3 separate regions of the Homo sapiens genome follow, and regions 2 and 3 are each linked to region 1. The links are chromatin loops, found by intact Hi-C in ENCODE. Cell type or tissue: dorsolateral prefrontal cortex. All regions are shown on one strand.

Evidence for each region. Peaks named below come from ENCODE experiments on the same cell type or tissue, not always from the same donor. Only the 100,000 strongest peaks of a DNase experiment are listed, where the experiment ranks them.
Region 2: it touches region 1 in a loop (3-fold over the local background); 2 of 110 quality-filtered maps call a loop at or near these places.
Region 3: a loop joins it to region 1, with 2.0 times the contacts of the local background. A loop is called at or near these places in 3 of 110 quality-filtered maps.

Annotation. Positions count from the first base shown.
Region 1 is chr10:86,086,440-86,090,439 of GRCh38, forward strand. The region is part of intron 4 of GRID1 (glutamate ionotropic receptor delta type subunit 1); the gene reads right to left. Among named protein-coding and RNA genes, the nearest start is that of MIR346, 180 kb to the right of the region's middle. In dorsolateral prefrontal cortex, a CTCF peak has its summit at 1,629; a DNase peak (open chromatin) is centred at 1,542; H3K27ac peaks cover 591 bases.
Region 2 is chr10:86,354,062-86,358,061 of GRCh38, forward strand. All of the region lies in intron 2 of GRID1 (glutamate ionotropic receptor delta type subunit 1), which reads right to left. Among named protein-coding and RNA genes, the nearest start is that of GRID1, 11 kb to the right of the region's middle. In dorsolateral prefrontal cortex, a CTCF peak has its summit at 1,718; DNase peaks (open chromatin) are centred at 1,650 and 3,192; H3K4me3 peaks cover 584 bases; H3K27ac peaks cover 4,000 bases.
Region 3 is chr10:86,002,743-86,006,742 of GRCh38, forward strand. All of the region lies in intron 4 of GRID1 (glutamate ionotropic receptor delta type subunit 1), which reads right to left. Among named protein-coding and RNA genes, the nearest start is that of MIR346, 260 kb to the right of the region's middle. In dorsolateral prefrontal cortex, no CTCF peak of the experiment used is centred here; no DNase peak of the experiment used is centred here.

The DNA of each region.
Region 1 (4,000 bases):
AGGAACGACTGTTCCCACCCTACAGATGAGGAAAGCGAGCCCAGGGAGACTGAGTGCCACCATCACACAGATAGTCAGCGACAGGGCTGGGACTCAAAGCCACACCTGTCTGAGGGTTCTGCAGAACCCACAGGGGGTTATAAGCAAATGAAACAATTGAGTGTGCCTGTGTGCGCAAGTGTGTGTGTGTGCAAGCATGTGTGTGCATGTATATGTGCAGGAGTGTGCACAAGTGTCCATGTGTGTGCATGGGCATGTGCAGGTGTGTACTTGTGTGCAAGTGTCTGTGTGTGTGCATATGTGCACAGATATATGTGTGTGGACAGTGTGTGTTGGTGTTTGTGTGAGTGTGTGTCAGTGCCCCCAGGCTCCTGAACATGACTTCACTTTGAAAGTCCAGGAGCTCATGGAACAGAAGGAGCTCATCTTTTTCACAGCTGTATGCCCAGGACATTCCACAGGGCCTGCAGTTGAGCATCAGTAAAAGTTGGCTGAACTAATTGCAAACTCAAGAGCTGTACATACATGCACTGTCGTTGTTTTAAGTTCCTTTGCTTTCTTGCCTGTGTATGTCAAAGGAATGAACACACCTGAGTCTCTAGAGACAAAATTACCAATAGTTTAGGGTTAAAAAATGAATGTATTTACATGGAAGGCATGGGGCATGGAACCAATACAAGCTTCTGATTCCTTTGTAATGGCTATACACACTTATACACACTTCCCATCTGGGTCTTCTCCATCCTGCCTCTATGCTCACCTCTATATTAGAAGATGGATGGATGTGTGTGTGTCTGTGTGTCTGTCGGGGGAGCTCTTGTGTCTGAGCATCTATGTGTCTGTGTGTAATATGTTAGTATGCCAGTATATGGCATGAATGTACATGTGGGTTTGAGTGTGTTTGTGTGTGTGTGTGTGTGTGTGTGTGTTGTGAGTGTCTGCATAATGGAGTCTGTGTGTGTGTGTCCGGGGTGTCTGTGTATGTGTGTGTACAGACCTGTTGTGATAGGTTGTTCCTGAGACTGTTTATACCTGTGTCTCTACAAGAAGATCCAAGTGTGTGTGTGTGTCTGTGTGTGTGTGTGTGTGTGTGTGTGTTTTCTGCCTCCCCTCCAGAGTGAAAACTGACAAGACAGAGACCAGGCCAGCTCTTTCTGTTTTCCTTCACTGGCCACTCCTATGTGTCCAATAATCACAACCAACTAATTTGTTCATTAACAGAAGGAAAGCTCAGAACACCCTTGGGTCCCTGTCCACACAATCTCCCAGTATCACAGAGATGTGCAGCCCAGCACAGATAGCACAAGGGAGAAGCTCCCATTCTCTACCACATGGCTGCTGGCCCACCTCCCTCCCAGCCCGCAACCACTGAGACCCCACCGTGCAAAGGCAGCCTAAGTTTTCATGGCTCTGCTCAGGATGGTGGTGCAGCCACCAGCTCTGGGTCAGGCCCCTATAGTGCTAGTTCCTCCCCACCCCCTCTGTCCTCTATCTGCTTATGCAGAGCACGTCCTACAGTCAGTGCAGAAGCAGGAACTGTCTGCAGAGCTCCCAACACTGGCCGCCTCTGTCCTCGCCAACAACCGCGGACTGTTCCAGCCCCACAAACGCTTCCGTGGCTTTGTATCCATTAAAGGCACAATCTTGCTCAACCAATTAATGAAGCACCTTCTCTCACCCAATTCTCAAGTTTCCCCAGAGCCAAATGTAAAGTCTATACAATAATTAACACAGCCCGCTGTTTGATAAAGGAAGGCTTACATCTTTAATAATTCTCAATGAAGGAACATCCTGTGAAGGAATTGTTTAATTAAAAGACAACAATGGGATAAAAGGTAAATAAGAAGGAAAAGAGAGAGAGGGAGAGGGATAGAGAGAGAGAGAGAGATCACATCTGTTAATTCAGAACTAAATAAATATCCCCCACTTGAGATTCCTTACTTTCTTAGAATCCAGATATACTTGTTTAGCATGCAAATGTATTCTGTCATTAAACATGTTTGAAAAATGAGCAACTGTACTTTGACTAATTTTGTATCTCTCTGCTTAAAGAACAGCTGTCACGTCCCAGAGAGCATGGGGATCCCAGCTCTGAAACAGTGACTCCACTTCTCCAGGGCAAATTAGAGATTGCTGGGAGGAACTTCAGATGAAAACTTTGGGGGTTCATGGTTGAGGGCAGGCCAGAGTGGGGACTTCTGCTCCCAGGGAAATGGAGTAGACATACTTTTTCCTTATTCTCCCCACTAAGTACAACTAAAAAGCCCAAACATTGTACAGAAAACAAACATAAGAAGAGTCTGGGGATTATTCAATGAAGAGAAGAAGGCAGACCAGCTCAGGACCTCAGGACCTGAGGAATGACATGATGTTGAGGTCTGGAGTTTTCTTTTTGCCTCATATTTTGCAGACTTGCAGCAGAAAACTCAGCAACCCAGAAAGATCAATAGATGCAGGCAAAAAAAAAAATGCTATCAACAGAAGTCCTGCTCTATCTAGCCAAAGGTCCAGGAAAGGGGTAGGCTACCAAGACAGAAAACTTTCAGATAATTGCCACCACACTCCAGCCAAACACTCCAGAAAGGAAGTGCGGTTTCACCTCCCCAACACCAGCAAAGCCCGAGTGCAGATCCCAGACTCCCCATCTTCACCAGGCTGAAATGAAGTCCCCATTTGCCCAGCTGGGTCATATCCAAAAGGGTTTAGTATAGAGTCAGAATTTATACCACTGCCATAAAGAGTTCACAAACACACCGCCCCCCTACATGGTGTCAGTGAAGGCCATCTGGGGAGCAGTAACGATGCATCCCTACTTCTCCCAGCCAGGGAAGGGTCAGTGGTGGCTTCAGTAGGGAGCCAGAACTTCCACATCTTCCCAGCAGCAACACAGAACCTCCACCTCAGGTTTCAAAGGAAACCAAGAGGAGAACCTGGACTTCATTTGGAACCTGGAACCCTCATTTGACAATAATGAGACAGCAACCCCCTCACCAGAGTAGTATCAGAAGAAACCAGCTAAAACAGAAGGCGTAAGGAAGACCCATGAGCCTCATAACGTAATTCCCCAGAATTTCCAGGTTTCAAATGAAGATCACTATTCACACAAAGATCCAGGAAGAACTCAAACTGAATCAATCAATAGATTCCAGCGCTGAGATGATGAAATCATAAAGAACAATCTGACAAAAATTTTTAAACAGCTAGCATAAAAATGCTTCCATGGGCAATTGCAAATGTATTTGAACCAAATGAAAAAAGAAAATCTCAGCAAGGAAATACAATATATAAAGAAGGACCAAACAAAAAAAAATTTTTTTTTTTTTTGAGACGGAGTCTCATTCTTGTCACCCAGGCTGGAGTGCAATGGCGTGATCTCGGCTCACTGCAACCTCCACCTCCCAGGTTCAAGTGATTCTCCTGCCTCAGCCTCCCAAGTAGCTGGGACTGCAGGCACACGCCACCACACCTGGCTAATTTTTGTATTTTTAGTAGAGATGGAGTTTCGCCATGTTGGCCAGGCTGCTCTTGAACTCCTGACCTCAGGTGATCCACCTGCCTTGGCCTCCCAAAGTGCTGGGATTACAGGTGTGAGCCACCGTGCCCAGCCTGGAAATTTTAAAACTAAAAAATACAATAACCAAAAATAAAGCTCAGTTGAAAGAGGAGACAGCAGAAAGAATCAGTGACTAAAAGATATGGCCGTGCCTGGTGGTGACGCCTATAAACCCAGCACTTTGGGAGGTCGAGGTGGGGGAATCACTTGAGGCCAAGAGATCAAGACCAGCCTGGGCAACATGGAGAAATCCCATCTCTACTAAAAATGCCAAAAAAAAAAAAAATAGTGGGCATGGTGGTGCACACCTGTAGTCCCAGCTACTTGGGAGAACTTCTTGAACCTGGGAGGCAGAGGTTGCCGTGAGCTGAGATCACACCACTGCACTCCAACCTGGGCAACACAGTGAGACTGTGTCTTAAAAAATAAAAAATAAAAAGATATAAT
Region 2 (4,000 bases), 270 kb after region 1:
CAGAAGGCCCACGGCCCCAGGCCAGGAGCGGACCCATGGCAGGACCTCAAGTCTCCACCTTGGACTGAGAAGGAAGAGCGCCATGGGGGACAGACAGCAAGAAGACAGCCTTCCAGGCCAGGCCAGGACCCAGTTTATAGGGGCACAGGCCACAGCAGAGCCAGACCATGGGTGGGCTGGGCCCAGAGCTCCAGGCAGCAAGGCCGGTGTCTCAGCCCGGACCTGGGGGTTGCTAGCACCCAGACAGGACCCAGAGACCAAGAGGTGTCGTGTACCTTGGCAGGGTCCCAGGAGGATGGAAAACATGGTGGCCGGGACACAACAAGAACGAATGCCTGCTGAGCATACTATGTGCCGGCACCCACGCCCTCAATGGGAGAATGAGCCCCAAGGCGCTAAGCACCCCTCTCTCGGGCGCCATGGTGGACTGTTGCTCACCACAGCCTCCCTCCTGCTGGCCATACGTCCTCTCTAGATCCACCACCACAACCCCAAGGCAGGCCCATTTCACAGATGTTGAGACTGAGGGTCAGAGAGGGAATGCGATCTGTTCAAGACCACACAGATAATCAATCAGATTTGGGAACTGAACCCACACCTTTCCACCTGACCCCTTTCCACCAAATAGAGCAAGGTAGGCCTGCCCTATGGCCAGGTCCCGGGGAGGCAGGGGCAGGCCAGTGGGATTCTGGCCACTCTATGCACTCAGAGCAGACAAGGCCACAGTAAGATGGAAATACCGTGCCGTGACAGGCCACAGGTTCCCAGAGCCCCAGCCTATACAGATGGCTCCGAGCAGCCTCCATATGAGCCATGTCGTCAACACTAACCTCCTTCCCTGCTCTCTTGAGACACCCAGAATGGCTGGGGCTCAACTCCAAGCTGCACATCTCCCCCGCCCTAAGTGGGGCCAAGGCTGTGGGAACCTGCTCACACTGCCCAGCCCAGAACAGGAAGTGAGAGGAGGACAAGTCTCCACCACAGACCACTCAGGCTAGTAAGATCACAGCGACCTCCACCTCTTCACCCAGCCACTGCCCTGTGCTCACCCTGGGCTGGGCTATTCTAGTGCATTTCCTCAACTGATCCTCTCAGCTGTCCTCTATTCCATTTTACAGTCAGGGAAACCGAGGTTGCCCACCCAGAGTCAGAAAGCAGAGCAGGGGTGGGAGCCCCAGTCTGTGTGAGACAGCCACCACACTCCCGCCTCTTCAGCTCCTGGACACCCCACGGATGCTCCAGTGGAGGCATGGGGAAGGGCCAGGCTGAGCACAGTGGGGGACCAGGGTGGGCCAGGTGGAGATGCAGTCTCAGAGCCCAGCTGCCTCATCTAGGGTCTGTTGAGGGATGAGTGTGAGGGAAAACTGGAAAGATGGGGCCATCAGGGCCACATGTCCCACACCTGGGTGGAGGAGAAGGGGCAGCCTGGGCTCAGGACCACCCTAGTCCCCCAGCTAACACCCCCCACCTCACCCACTGGTAACCTACACTGCCTACAGCTTGGACCTAGAAACGGAAGGGGCATCTCATACCCTCCAGACCACTCTGCCCACACCTCAGGCCCAGAAAGGGGAACTCTGGGTTCTCCTTTCTTCAACCGTGGCCATCTGCCAGGAAACTGGCTGTTTACAGGCTGGGAGGAAGGGCTCAGAGAGTCTAGCTGAGTTGTTGGACACAGACCCAGCTGTCTTCCTGGGCCCAGTGCCTGTCAGAGAGGGCAGCACCCCAGAGAAAGGGGCTGTCACAGGCCAGCAATGGCAGAGAGATGCGTGGTCTCTGCCCCAGCCCACTGCCATTAGCAGGAGAGGGCTGCCACTTCGTGGGGCAGCAGGGGCAAGACGTGGGAGTCTATATGAGGGACAGGGCCACAGGGCTGAAGCCGTGGAAAGTGCAGACTTGCCAAAGTCCAGCTACGGGGACAGGGGGAGGTCATGGGTGCTGGTCCTGTCGGTGGCTGGGCAGAGAACCCAATCTTTACCTCATGACTAGCTCAATGGTCCTGAGAGCTGGGCTTGTCCAGGCACTAGTTTACAGAGCACAAGATTGGCAGACATGGAGAAAAGCAGAGGTGCAACCCCAGCCTAGGCTGGGGACCCAGGCTTCCTAACTTCCCAGCACATGGAAGGGCTGCCCAGAGGTCTGCAGAGGAGGGACAAGTCGCTGAGTACACAGTGGGGTATCAATGGGAGCCACAGATTCTGCCCAACTAGCATCCCGTACCCAAAACTGTTTTTTGCTTTTTGTTTGTTGCTGTTATTTTAATGAAACGCCAAGGAAATAGGAGGGCTGTTTAGCCATGAATGGTAAAGAGGCAATTCTGTTGCTCACCAGTTGTTTCCAGTTCTCTCTGCTTCCAGGCACATAGTAGGGCTGTGCTTCCTGGATCCCTTGTGACTGGCTGTGGCCACATGGCTGGTTGTGGCCAACGAGTCATAAGCAGAAGTGATGTGAGCACATCCAGGCTGAGCCCCCCAGAGCTCTCTTTCCCTCTGGCACAGCAACTGGCAACAACCAAGTGAAGTGACCATGAGGGACCAAGCTCCCCACTGACCGGCAATGGACACACAGCAGGAGGAGGAAATACTGTGTCATGAAAGCTGCTGGGAGTTTTGGATTGTTTGTTACTGCAGCATAACTTAGTCTCCCCTGACTCATACAACGGGAAACACAGAACAAAACCAAAGGGTGGAGACCCACAGGCACAGCCATGGGTAACCAAGTGTAAAAAGAATCACATCCAGGGATGGAATGGGTTAGAAATTATCTGGGAAGAGGCAGGGCAGAAGGGATGCTCTGAGTTGTTAGGCGACAGCATTTCCTGGGCAGTAGAAGGCTCAGTGAAGAGGGAAGACAGCTGCTATGAGGACAAAGCTAGAGGATTTCAACCTCGCAGCTACAAGAATTGGGAAAGAGAGTCTGTCTGCCATTACAAGAGGTGACTGTGAGTGCTGAGGGACAGCCTTAGCTGGCCCCCAAGAGAAACCTGGAGAAATGGCTCCAGGAGGAAAATTGTCAAAGTACTCATGTCCTAGACCTAGAAACAAAAGGGGCCACCTCATCCCCTCCAGTCCACCCTGCCCACACCTCAGGTCCAGAAGGGGAACTCTGGGTTCTTCTTTCTCAACCATGGCCATTGGCCAGGAAACTGGCTGTTTCCAGGCTGGGAGGGAGGGCTCAGAGAGCCTAGCTGAGATGTTGGACACAGACCCAGCTGCCTTCCTGGGCCCAATGCCTGTCAGAAAGGACAGTATCCCAGAGGAAGGGGCTGTCACAGGCCAGCCCAGGACTAGGAACAGCAGCAGCTCAGAGGCAGTATGACCCGTGGCCTCTCCCACACGCCTGGCATAAGGTATCCATCTGCTCACTGCCAGTTAAGTCCAACCTCCCAATCTAGAGGGCTAAGCCATGGCAATAAGGAATGAAGGGAGCCTCTTGAACCCAAAATTTGAGGAAGTGGGTGGTGCTGGAGTGTAGTCTATAAAATGAGAAAGTGTGTGTGCCCTCATGCATATGTGCACGTGTGTGTGCTCTTGAGTACAGGTGGATGTGTGTGTGCCTGAGTATATGCATGCATGTGTGTGTGTGTTGCACATGCCTGTGTGTGCACCTGCACAGGAGTGACTCCAGAATGAAGGAGAACCCTGACACCTGTGAGTTCAGCACCCTGACACCGTGAGTTCAGCACGGGCTTGTGGGGAATCCAGAGAGGGGACCCAGGGCCTAACTCCAGACTATCAATGCCTGCAGCCTCATCCACAGCTGTTATCACTGGCAGTAGCCCTTGAGGGGACCAGGAACAGCAGCTCTCTGTGGGACCCCGGGCGGCAAAGCAAGATTGACTTCAACGAGGGCCGTCCCTTGGGGTGTAGGTAGGCATGGGCCTAGACGGTGAGGTTCTGAAGAACAACCTGCTCAGGCAGAAAAGAGGCCCTGGGTCCAAGCGGCAGCACCAACTTACAGTCTGACTATTCGAACAGCAGTTTCCTCCAGGAACTTCCTT
Region 3 (4,000 bases), 84 kb before region 1:
TACAGATACAAAAGTGGCATTTCAAAACCGTGGTTAATGAGAATCATTGTGCCTTCCTCCATTGGTTTGTTTATTCCATCAGTAAATATTCATTGTGCACATACTATGTCCACACCTCATGTATTGTGCTGGGGATACAAAGATAAACAGAAGAAAGCCATAAAGACTGATGAAAATTCAATGTCTTAAATGTTCTCAAGGTACAGCAAGATCTTAGGGTTGGCCCTAACTCCGCTTGCAGAGCAAGGGATGACTGTCCTCCAGCTAGTTTGATTCATTGCACAAGTCAACAGCAAACCCACAAGAGCAAAAAAGGGCTTCCCTTTCTTCTGTCTCCTGAACCCAATGAAGCCCAGAACCAGACTAACCCAGAACCTCCTGGGCATCTGTAGACACTTGACACATTCATTTAACAAATGAAAATGCATACCTACAATGTGTCAAGCACGTGTTGAGCCATGGGGATAGAGTTGATGATGAAGAGCCAGGAGGCAGCTGCCCTCACTGAACTTTGTCTAATGAGACTTGCTCTTGGGAAGTCAGGGAGCCAGGAGAACGGGGAGCCCTTGGCACATCAGCTGGATGGGAGAGCCCATGAGGCAGCTGACAGCTGTTCATCCAGATATAGCCCTGATGTCCTAAGAACATGTCAGCTTCTTATTCAAAAACAAGAAGTATTTTTAATTCCCTGGCACTTGTGCCCCATTTAGAATATTACTTCAGTGACTAATCAGGGAAGCCCAACTAATCCAGACTCCTGAGAGCTCAGGCAGCTTCTGAGAGCTGCCAAGGCCACCAGCAGCCAGCAGGACATGTGGCAGCCACTCGTGGAGCCCAGGTGTGCATGAGTACTTCCCATATTCACCCAGCCCAAGTACGCGAGGAGGCTGCCATCAGCAGACACCAAATGTGAGAGCAGCTCTCTTTCCATAAGGGTTTAGAAGCCAATGGCCAATGGGTACCTAAGAAGATATTCAAACATCTATAAATGGAGAAATGCACATTATAAGGAGACACCACTTATACCCATCTTACAGGCAGAGATTTTAAAGTGTAACAGTGTCAACCAAATATTTGCCAGGATGTGAAAAATAAAGTGTAACGAACTTGGAGATCCCTTTGGCAATAGCTAAGAAACCTGCCAACTTGCCTGCCCTGTGCCACATACATAGGGCACAAGGAAAGCAACAGGATACTGTTCACTACAGCACTGCCCATTTCAGCAAAACATTAGAAACTCCCCAATGTCTTGCAGCAGAGCAACAGGAAGAAGGAAACTGTGCACAGGAATCCAATCAACAGATAATCCTCACTGCTACCCTGTAAGAGAGGTATACTATTTACCCTCATTTCCCAATGGGGAAACTGAGGAACAGACAGGGTAAGTAACTTGCCTAAGTTCCGTACTAGGCAGAGCCAGAGTTCAACCCAGGCCACCTGACCCCACATCTGTGATCTTACTCATTCTGTAATCCTGCCTCTGCAGAAATGTGCAGAATGGACATGGAGGAATATTGCAATTCTCCTGGAGGTTTACACATGTTTGAAAAATGTCCCAATTATCAAAGAAGAGATAGATATGCTGCCAAAAAGAGCTTCCCAAAGTCCCTCTGTAATGGTTAATTTTATGTAAACTTAGATGGGCCACAATGTCCAGATACTTGGTCAAACATTCTGGCTGTTTCTGTGAGATGGATGGTTTTGGGATGAGGTTATATTTAAATCCTCTGACTTTGAGTAAAGCAGATTGCCCTCCATGATGTGAGTGGGCCTCATCCAATCAGTTGAAGGCATGAATAGAACAGAAGGCTGGCCTCTCCCAACAAGAGGGAATTTTGCAGCAGATGGCCTTCAAACTTCATCTGCATTATTGGCCCTCTCCTGGGTCTCCAACCTGCTGGCTCACTCTGCAGATTTCAGTCTCTGTAATTGTGTGAGCCGATTCCTTAAAATCTCTCTATCTCTCTCTGTCTCTCTCTCTTTCTACACACACACACTCACACACACACACACACAGACTTGATTCTGTTTCTCTGGAGAACCCTAGCATCCCCTCCCTCCAGCGCTTGCCCAGTATTGCAGCAGCTGATGGACAGATGAAAAATGACCTCATTGCACTGTTCCTACTTTCTCCTTTCTGGAATCTTGAGACAAGAAGGACAAAGAAGACATAAACTACTGTAACATCACACTCTGAGGAAGCTATCATTGATTCCATTTTATAAGGAGTAAGACTGAGGCTTAGAGGAGCTGAATAACTTACCAACGTCACATCAGGAAAGCAATGAAATATTTTCAGGCTCAAATTCTATATCTTTTCTCCCAAAGTATATGGCAAGGACCTGGATGGTGGGCATGCCTCAGCTCTGCTAGCAATCAAACACAAGTGGACAGATGCCATGAATCCTGACAGCTGGTCGGTTTTGGTACTAGGATCACTGAAAGGAACAGTTCTCCTGCAGAAGACTCTATGATTGACCCACAGTTCCAGCCAGCCAACCACGATGGCTCCCATCTTATACTGTGTGATACCCCCTCCCCCAGGGCATACATTTGTAATGCTTCCCAATAGCCAGCTCCATTCAATAAGTACTTGTAAAATAAATTGAAAAAAAAAAGGCAAAACTCTTTGCCCTCTCATAAAAGGCTACCCCTAAGAGAGTAAGGAGAAAGATCATGAGCAAGGGTAAATGTTGTTGGAGAGACTACTGGTTAATCATGTAGATTAGGTAGCAGGGGAACAAGGGTGTGAAACTAGAATATCTAATAACAAAGCACAGGATACCTGAACTACCAAAAAATGAAAGCAAGCACTCATAAAAATCACTGATAAATTAACCACCAGGATGAGATAAGGGATCCCACACTGTGGTCAAATTTTGGTGGGGGTCATAGTGATAGCTCCAAAGCACATATCCAGACTCCTTGATGTCAGACAACCATCGCCATTATCTTGAGTAAGAGCAGACATAGAATTCAGACAAGATACAAGAATGTATAATGTTTTGGGGGATAGCTCACAGTATGATATGGAAGGGTAAGTGACAAAGATTTGCCTGACAGCAGGCAAGAGAACTATTGAAACACAGGCCCTATCTGGTCTCTGAAACACTTAAATAAATGAAGATATATAACATACTTGTGGATAAGGATACATAATCTTATGTAGACATAAATTCTTCCCATACTTATCTGTATATTTAATGCAATTCTATTCAAGATTCTGACAGAATTTTCATGAACCCTAATAAGCTAATTCTAAAATTTACATGGAAGAATAGCCAGTACACTTCTGAGAAGGAAGAGTGAAGAGGTTTGTTTTATCAAATATCAAAAATTATTATGAATCTATAGCAATTAAGCAATGGTAGTACTAGTGCAGAATAGAATACAAAGTCCTAAAACAGATATTATTCATAAGTAAAAAGGTTCTAGATGTCCAAAGTGGCAGGTCAGGTCATCAGACAGATGAGGACTATTCAATAAATAGGATAAGAAAATATGATTATCCACTTGGGAAAAAAGGTTAATTTCAAAACCTAACTCATTCCAAACACAAAAATTAGCTGTAGTTGTATTAAGAACTTAAATGACAGGGCTGGGCATGGTGGCTCATGCCTATAATCCCAGCACTTTGGGAGGCCGAGGTGAGCGGATCATGAGGTCAAGAGATCGAGACCATTCTGGTCAACATGGTGAAACCCCGTCTCTACTAAAAGTACAAAATTAGCTGAGCGTGGTGGCGGGCACCTCTAGTCCCAGCTACTCAGCAGGCTGAGGTGGGAGAATCGCTTGAACCCGGGAGGCGGAGGTTGCAGTGAGCTGAGATTGCGCCACTGCACTCCAGCCTGGCGACAGAGCGAGACGCCGTCTAAAAAAAAAAAAGCACTTAAATGACAGAAGCTAACTTTAGGACTTTTACATAGGTGAATATCTTTCTGATCTAGGGGTAGAAAAGGATTTTTTTTTTCTTTATGAACACAAGTACATGAGGTTTATT